Regions from separate parts of the Homo sapiens genome. Here region 1 is linked to region 2. Evidence: read pairs that join two places in POLR2A ChIA-PET (ENCODE). Cell type or tissue: Caco-2. All regions are shown on one strand. Each heading gives the region's core, and the rest is flanking DNA. Links, peaks and the distances in the headings are about the cores only.

Region 1 (4,357 bases), core at 358-4,357, 170 kb after region 2:
TAAAATCCAGTAGAAAGCTACTAGCACTAATAAAGGAATTCAGCAAAGTTGCAGAGTACAAGGTCAACACGCAGAAATCAGTTTTATTTCTATACACTAGCAATGAAAATTAAAACAAACCCACCTACAATAGAAACCGAAAGGATAAAATTCTTCAGAATAAATTTAAGGTGAGAGACTTGTGCACAAAAACTATGAAACATTGCTGAACAGAATTAAAGGCCTATATGCCTGTAAATACAGCTCAGGTTTATGGATTGGAAGACCTAATATTGTTAAAATGCTATATACCACCCAAAGCAAAATACAGACTCAATGCAATCTCTATCAAAATCTCAATGGCCTTTTTTGTAGAAATAGAAAAGCTGATCCCCAAATTGGTGTGGAATTCCAAGGGATCCCAAAGAAACAAAACAATCTTGAAAAAGAGGGACAAAAAAGCTGGGCATAATGGTTCATGCCTGTAATACCAGGACTTTGGGAGGCTGAGATTGGAGGATTACTTGAGGCCAGGAGTCTGAGACCAGAAGAGCAACATAACGAGACTGGTTTCTACAAAAAACTAAATTAAAAAAAAAAAATAGCCAGGTGTGTGTCATGTGCCTGTAGTCCCAACTAATTGGGAGGCGGAGATGGGAGGATGGTTTGACCCCAGGACTTTGAGGCTGTAGTGAGCTATGATTGCACCACTGCACTCCAGTCTTGGTGAGACTGAGACCCTGTCTCAAAAATTAAAAAATGAGTAAAGTAAGAAAAAAGAAGAAAAAGGAGGACAAAGTTGAAAGACTCACACTTCCTGGTTTCAAAACTTATTACAAGCTACAGTAATGAAAAGAGTGTGGTCATGGCATAAGGAGAGAGATGGAAATCAATGGAACAGATTGAGAGTCCAGAAATAAACCCTCACATATAAGGTTCGTTGATTTTTGACAAAAGTGCCAAGATCATTCAATGGGGAAGAGCCAGGCTCTTGAAAAATGGTACCGAGGCCAGGCAGACCTGTAGTCCCAGCACTTTGGGAGGCCAAGGCGGGTGGATCGCCTGAGGTCAGAAGCTCAAGACCAGCCTAGCCAACATGGTGAAACCCTGTCTTTATTAAAAATACAAAAAAGCAGCTGGGCATGGTGGCGGGCCCCTGTAATCCCAGCTACTCTGGAGGCTGAGGCAGGAGAATCACTGGAACCCAGGAGGTGGAGGTTGCAGTGAGCCAAGATTGTGCCATTGCACTCCAGCCTGGGCAACAAGAGTGAAACTCCATCTCAAAATAAATAAATAAAAATAAAATGGTAATTTTGATGTGAATTTTACCTCAAAAATATTTTTTAAGAGCTGCATAGGGAGACTTTGTCTGTAGAAAAAAATCAAAAACTTAGCCAGACATGGTGGCCTGCGCCTGTGGTCCCAGCTACTCGGGAGGCTGAGGTGAGAGGATTACTTCAGCTGAGGAGGTAGAGGCTGCAGTGAGCAAAGATCATGCCACTGCACTCCAACCTTGGTGACAGAACAAGATCCTGTCTCCAAAAAAAAAAATCAGAGCTGCCCTTGCCCTTGTGCTAATGGGCGCTCCCTCTATTACATCACCTACCTGGCTCCCAGGGCCACCTGAGTTTGAGACCCCTGCTCTAGATTCATGTTACCAAATCCCCTTCCGGAGAACGTGTAGTCAGTGACACCACCACTCAGGATCCAGGAGAGAAACATTTTCACCAAACCCTGCTCAACACATTGACTTCCTCATTTCAGTGGGTAGGAGAGTGAGGTTCAGAGATGTTAAGTGACTTGCTCCAGGTCACACAGCCAGTCAGGACAGCGTCAGGACTGGAACCCAGTTCATCTCATCCTGAATCCAGTGACCTGTCCTTGTGTCCCACAGGTTTCCTACAGCCGGGGAAGCCAAAGCATAGGGCTGGGAGCCCCATTCGAGGGCTCTGACGCTCAGAAACTCATCACAGCCCGCTCTGAGGCCCTCAGCTGGCACAGTTCCCAGCCAGGTGAGAGAAGAGGAGGAGTTCAGGCCCCTGAGTCTGGGAGCAGTTGCCGGTGGCCGGCTTCCTCCAGCATTGGTGGAGGGGGAGCCACCAGGGGGCATCTGCGTGCATAAGAGTCTTGGTCTTGGCTGCCCAGTTAGTCATGGGGCTGCCCAAGTATCTGCTCCTCCCCAAGTATCTGCTCCTCTTTTGCCAGGAGTGGAAGGAGCAGCTCAAAACCAGGCTGTGGCAGGTGCCACAGGAGATGGGCTTCCCTGAGATTAGCACCTCCCTTTCCACCAGGAGCCGAGAATACTCAGGTTGCTCATTTGAACCCATATGGTGAAGTTTCCCTCTCTCTCTCTGGATATTTATTCTGTAGTTTCGGTTTTCAAAAACAAAACCCTTCTGTAGCATGGAGTTCTCAGACTGGGTGCTGTCTCCAGTGTGTTCCTTGTGAAACAAATGGATTTTGCTTGTGGTTGTGCGAAGTCTCATAATTACCCCAGGGAGGAGTGGTCCAGTTGTGAAAGGGGATGGAGTAGCACATCAGCTTTGTGTTGGGGCTGTCCTGTGCGTCCTAGGATGGTTGGCAGCATCCCTGGACTCTACTCATTAGATGCCAGTAGATCACCTCCCTATCCCCCCCATTGTCATTGAGACAACCCCAGTGTCCCCAGGCACGGCTACCTGTCTCTTGATGGTGAGGGCAGAAGCATCTTGGTTGAGCGCTGCTGGTGTAGAGACAGCCTGGATGAGAAGAGGAGAGAGATGAGAGGCTAAAGCCTCTTTGAGGTGAAGGTGCAGACTCTGGAGCCCAGCACGTGTCGTCAGCTGGGCCTCAGTGTTTCCCTGGACAGTGTTGCCCTTGGGTTTCCAGCCGTAAACAGCAGGAATAAATCCCACGAGAGGCTCATGCCTCATTCTCCGTTTGCTTCTTTTTTCCTTTTCTTTCCTTTCCTTTTTCCTTTTCCTTTCCTCTTTGTTTTTTTGAGACCGGGTCTTGCTCTGTCACCCGGACTGCAGTGCAGTGGTGCAGTTGTAGCTCAGTGCAGTGGTGCAGTTGTAGCTCACTGCAGCCTTGACTTCCTGGGCTCGAGGAATCCTCCCACCCCAGCCTCCTGAGTAGTTGGGACCACAGGCACGCACCACCATGCCCAGCTGATTGTATTGTTTTGGGGTTTTTTTTTTAGTATGTTTTGTAGAGATGGGGTCTCGCTGTGTTGCCCAGGTTGGTCTTGAACTCCTGGCCTCAAATAATCCTCCCACCTTGGCCTCCCAAAATGCTGGGATACAGGCATGAGCCACCATGCCTGGCCTAAATTTCTAGTTTTGACAGATGTGCCAGGGTTATGCAGAATGTCATTCTTTTTTTTTTTTTTTGAGACGGAGTCTCGCTCTGTTGTCCAAGCTGGAGTGCAGTGGCGTGATCTCAGCTCACTGCAAGCTCCGCCTGCCAGGTTCCTGCCATTCTGCTGCCTCAACCTCCTGAGTAGCTGGGACTACAGGCGCCCGCCACCCCGCCCGGCTAATTTTTTGTATTTTTAGTAGAGACGGGGTTTGCAAAATGTCATTCTTAAGGAGAGTTGGATGGAAAGCACAGGCGAACTCTATCGTATCTGTTTAATTTTTCTGTAAATTTAAAGTCATTCAAAGAGTAAAAGTAAAAGTTCATTTTAAAAAACTGAGGAGGTTATCATTCCCTCTGTGTAAAAAGCACAGGAGGCTGGCCTACAGAGTCAGGCCGTGGTTGCAGGGGCAGTGCTGGGAGGGCCTGGGCATGTTCTGCTTCATGATCTGGGGGCTGGCGAGTTCCATCTGTAAGTCTTTGGAGCTGTGCACTCACAGCAGATGTAAGTCTTCATCTTACATCTGTAAGATGTAAGTTATATCATAATAACTTTTTGAAAGTTTAATTCATATAACAAGGTCAGGAAATGTCCATTTGGGCTGTGGCACCTCAGATGCTTATCCAGCCATGAGCCTTGGCCCGTACGCTTCTAGAAGCATCCACTCCCACATAGCATTTTCCAGACCCAGGGCACCTGGGGAACAAGGAGCAGGATTGGGGAGATTTGAAGTTTCAAGTGGGGAGGTCAAGAAGAGTCAATGAGAAGGGGCCAATTGAGCAAGGAGCTGCAGAAGGCGTGGAGGGCCCTGAGAACATTGCAAGTGGATGGCACAGAGCCAGGCCCTGAGGTGGGAGCCTGGCCAGTTGTGGGGACAGCAAAGAAGTCAATGAGAGCGGGAAAAAATGGGGTAAGGGAGATGGGTGGGAGGAGGTCAAGATTATGGGGGGTTGGGTGCTTTTCGAGGTCCTTGGCTTTGCCACAGTAGGGTGGGTGCTGTAGGGAAGGGTTTTGAGGGGAAGGGGCATGATCTGACTCAGG
Region 2 (4,383 bases), core at 249-4,248:
AGTATTCCATATTGTATATGTGCTACATTTTCTTAATCCAGTGCATCATTGATGAGCTTCTGGTTTTATTCCATATCTTTGCTGTTGTGAATAGTGCTGCAGTGAACATTGGGTGCATGTGTCTTTTTGGTAGAATGATTTTTTGGTGGTGAGAAGTGGATATTTAACCAACTAATGGGATTGCTGGGTTGAATGGCAGTTCTACTTTTAGTTCCGTGAGAGAAACCTCCAAACTGCTTTCCACAGTGGCTGAACGAATTTACCATTTTCTCCAATAGTGTATTAGAATTCCCTTTTCACTGTAGCAGCTCTGCCAAAATCTGGGTTGTTGTTGCTTATTTTTTGACTTTCTAGTAATAGCCATTATGTCTGGTGTGAGATGGTATGTCATTGTGGCTTTGATTTGCTTTTCTCTGATGATCAGTGATGATGAGCATTTTTTCATATGTTTGCTCTCCACTTTTATGTCTTTTTTGGAGAAGTGTCTGTTAATGTATTTTGCCCGCTTTTATATATTTTTTTAAATTCTTGTTTGTTGATTTAAGTTCCTTATAGGTTCTGGATATTAGAACTTTGTTCAATGCATAGCTTGTAAATACATTCTTTCATTGTTTAGGTTGCCTATTTAGTCTCTTGAATGGTTCCTTTTCCTATGCAGAAGCTCCTTTGTTTAACTAGGTCCCAATTTTTCTTTCTTTTTTTTTTTCTTTAACAAAATTTTTACTTAATAAATGGTTAAAATCGCAGTGCCAAAAATACATTCACATTTAGCAATTTCACTGAAAGGAAGAAACTACAGAATGCACGGTTTCAGAAAGCTATTTTAAGTTATTTACAAATAAAGTATCTAAAACTCAAAAACAGGCTGTGTGTGCTATATCTCGTTTATCCCTTCCCGAACAAAATTTCTGTTATTTGGGCAAATTCTTAAATCATGATTTAAACCGTAATGGTTACAAACCACAAACACATCCATCCAAAGACTGAAACCATTTTTATCTGGTCAGTGGCAAAACTGTTGAAAGGGCAATAGTTGAAGCTGTTGGGTTTTATATAGTGTGAACTCTGATAAATATTCCTACCAGGACTAAAACACAGCACACTTTGCAGGCATGGCTGACTCACAAAGGTTGTAACAAACAAGAACTACTCTTCACTCGACACCATGGCTCAGAGGCCACCGAGAAGCACGAGTGACTGACAGCTCCTCTGCTTACAAACGAATGAAACCCAAAGTGGATGTCGTTCTCACAGCACTGAAAGTGCTTCAGGACTCACACTGATCCAATACTAACTTTCTTCCCTATTTTACACATATTTTTCTACTGTCCAGTGGAAATCATTTTCTGTTTTGGCTAAACAACAAATACTAGTTTATAACAGGAATGGTAAAATCTGTGAGAATTCTGCTCAATTTAATACAAGATCACTACTTTCTTTAGAATGGTTTCTGCGTGTTTCTATGTCACCCTCTGTATTTTTAGCTTCCAGTTTCCTGGTAAGGAATAAGTTCTCCTTCCCAGTCACACTCGGGGTCATTTACACGTTTCTGGGATGCCCTCGCTCGTCCATGGAGGCCAGGTGCGTGCAGTGACTCACTCTGCCTCTTCCCTCTTCTCAGGACCAGTCCCCGAACCTTCTGCCTTGCAGATCCTCCTGTTTCCGCCACACTCTCGCGCTCGGAAGTGAGCTCCTGGATCATACAGCTGCAAGGCTGGCCGGTCCTTGTTTGCCAGTCGCTCTTTTCTGGGTGCTGGACTGTCGTCACACCTCTGCGCTCTTCCCAGTCTCTCCATGGCCTCCCCCGGAGCCCCGCTGTCCTGGCTCCCCTTCTTCCCTCTGTCTTGGCCAGGTCCTTTCCCCCATCTCTGCTCATCCTCACTCCTTCTGGAAAGCCGGTCAGGCTCGTGGTGAGCTCTGTGCCTCCTGCCGTCATCCACATGGTGTCTTTGTGATTCAGATTCTTGTTCTTGAGATCTCTCCACATCCCTGTGCTCTTTATCACTGCCGCTGTGTGACGTCTCCTGGGGCTCCTTCAGCGAGCCTTCCACGGGCCTGGCTTTTACGACTGCACCGGGAGCACAGGATTCCTGCTTGCCACCTCCAGTATCAATCTCCTCTCCTCTTTCTTTTGGTTTCTCTGTGGTTGGTTCCTCTCCCTTTTCTGGTTTCTTAAGAAGCTTAATCCTTACTTCTTTCTCTGCAATTTTCTTCTGTTTATCTGTCTCTCTCTCTCTTTTTTTTTTTTTTTGCATCTTTCTTCTTTTCTTCTTTTTTCCTCTTCCCGCAAACGTTTATTTTCTAACTCTCTCCTCCGTTCTTCTCGCTTCTCTTCTCGAATTCTCTGCTTTTCTAATTTTCTATTTTTAATATATTCCAAAAGAGGTGTGGTTCTTCTAGCAATGAGCTCTCTTGTCTTCGCCTCCATCTCCCCCAGCAGAGTCTCAGGGTTGGCACTGGTCTTCTCTTCCTCCACACAGTAGGTTTCTAAAAACTTCTTATATTCTGGATCTTTGCTGTCAAGGAAGATATATCCATCAAAACGATCTCTAAAAAGAAGGATGTCATCAGGATTCCTAAAATTAATGTATGCTCTTGAGTAGAGATGAGGATAAAGACTCAGGTCGGCGGCGAAGAACTCGAAGTAGTCGTGTGCTGGCAGCGGGCGCAGCTGCTCCTCCAGCTGCTCCTTGGTGAGGCCCGGAGGCAGGCGGCAGATGACCACCTGCGGGGAGCGCGCGGCCGTTCCCACCGGGGCGGAGCGTGGACAAGGAGCTCAAAAGGCACCGCGTACCGCGCTGGGAGGCCCGGCCCCCGCCCCTCCCTCCTCTCCCTTCTCTCCCTTCTCTCCCTCCCCTCCCTCCCCTCCCTCCCCTCTAGGTCCCAATTTTTCATTTTGACTTTTGTTGCAATTGCTTTTGAGGGCTTATTCATAAATTATTTTCAGAGGCTGATTTCTAATAGTGTATTTCTTAGGTTTTCTTGTAGGATTTTTATAGTTAGAGGTCTTATTTTAAGAATGTAATTCAGCTTTCATTAATTTTTGTATGTGGTGATAGCTAGGGGTCAAGTTTCATTCTTCTGTGTATGGATAATCAGTCATCCCAGCACCATTTATTGAATAGGGAGTCCTTTCCCCATTGCATATTTGTGTCGGCTTTGTCAAAGACCCAATGGTTGTAGGCATGTGGCTTTATTTCTGGGCTCTCTGTTCTGTTCCATTGGTCTATGTGTCTGTTTTTGTGCCAGTACCGTGCTGATTTGTTTAGTGTAGCGTTTGTTTACTGTAGTATAGTTTGAAGTTGGGTAATGTGATGCATCAGGCTTGGTTCTCTTTGCTTAGGATGGCTCTGGGTGTTTGGGCTCTTTTCTGGTTCCATATGAAATTTTAGAATAGTTTTTTCTAATGCTGTGAAAAATGACATTAGTAGTTTGATAGGAATGGTATTGAATCTGTAGATTGCTTTGGGCAGTATGGCCATTTTAATGCTATTGATTTTTCCAATTCATGAGCATGGAATGTTTTGCCATTTTTTTGGTGTCATCTATTTGGTGTCATGATTTTTTTCAGCAGTGTTTTGTAGTTCTCCTTGTAACCACCTTTCATCTCTGTAGTTAGATGCATTCCTAAGTATTTTGCTTTTTTGTGTGTGGCTATTACAAATTGGATTACATTCTTGATTTGTCTCTCAGCTTGAACTTTATTGGTATGTAGAAATGCTATGGATATTTTTACATTGATTTTTGTGTCCTGACTGAAGTCATTTATCAGTTCCAGGATAAATTGGCAAACTCTAGAGTTTTTTAGGTACAGAATCATATCATCAGCAAAGAGAGATAGTTTGGCTTCTTTTCCTTTTTGGATGCCTTTTCTTTCTTTCTTTTTCCTGATTGCTCTGGCTAGGAGTTCCAGTACTATGTTGAATACATACGGTGAGAGTGGGCATCTTTGTCTTGTTCCAGTGGGCAAGGGGAATGCTTCCAACTGTTTTTGTTCTTTTTTCTTTAATTTTTTTCTTTACTATTTTATAGAGACAAGGTCTCACTGTGTTGCCCAGCCTGGTCTCAGACTCCTGGCCTCAAGTGATTCTCCTGTCTTCGCCTCCCAACATGCTGGGGTTACAAGCATGAGCCAGTGCACTTAGCCCCCACTTCCAGCTTTTGCCCATTCTGTATGGTTTTAGCTGTGGGTTTGTTATAGAGTGGCCTTTATTATTTTGAGGTCTGTTTCTTTGATGCCTAATTTGTTGGGTGTTTTTTTCATGAAGGGATGATGGACGTTATTGAAAGCTTTTTTGCATCTTTTGAGTTGATCATATGGTTTTTAGTTTTCATTCTGTTTATGTGGTGAAACACATTTATTGATTTGTGTACTTTGAACCA

Evidence for each region. Peaks named below come from ENCODE experiments on the same cell type or tissue, not always from the same donor. Only the 100,000 strongest peaks of a DNase experiment are listed, where the experiment ranks them.
Region 1: POLR2A ChIA-PET joins it to region 2 with 7 read pairs; 1 of 35 experiments calls an interaction of 5 or more read pairs at or near these places.

What each region holds. Positions count from the first base shown.
Region 1 is chr17:16,914,088-16,918,444 of GRCh38, forward strand. No RefSeq gene overlaps it. Among named protein-coding and RNA genes, the nearest start is that of TNFRSF13B, 56 kb to the right of the region's middle. In Caco-2, for the core only: CTCF peaks have their summits at 2,055 (motif pointing right) and 2,255; a DNase peak (open chromatin) is centred at 2,064.
Region 2 is chr17:16,744,036-16,748,418 of GRCh38, forward strand. All of the region lies in intron 12 of CCDC144A (coiled-coil domain containing 144A), which reads left to right. It also overlaps the pseudogene UPF3AP1. Among named protein-coding and RNA genes, the nearest start is that of FAM106C, 43 kb to the right of the region's middle. In Caco-2, for the core only: no CTCF peak of the experiment used is centred there; a DNase peak (open chromatin) is centred at 2,025.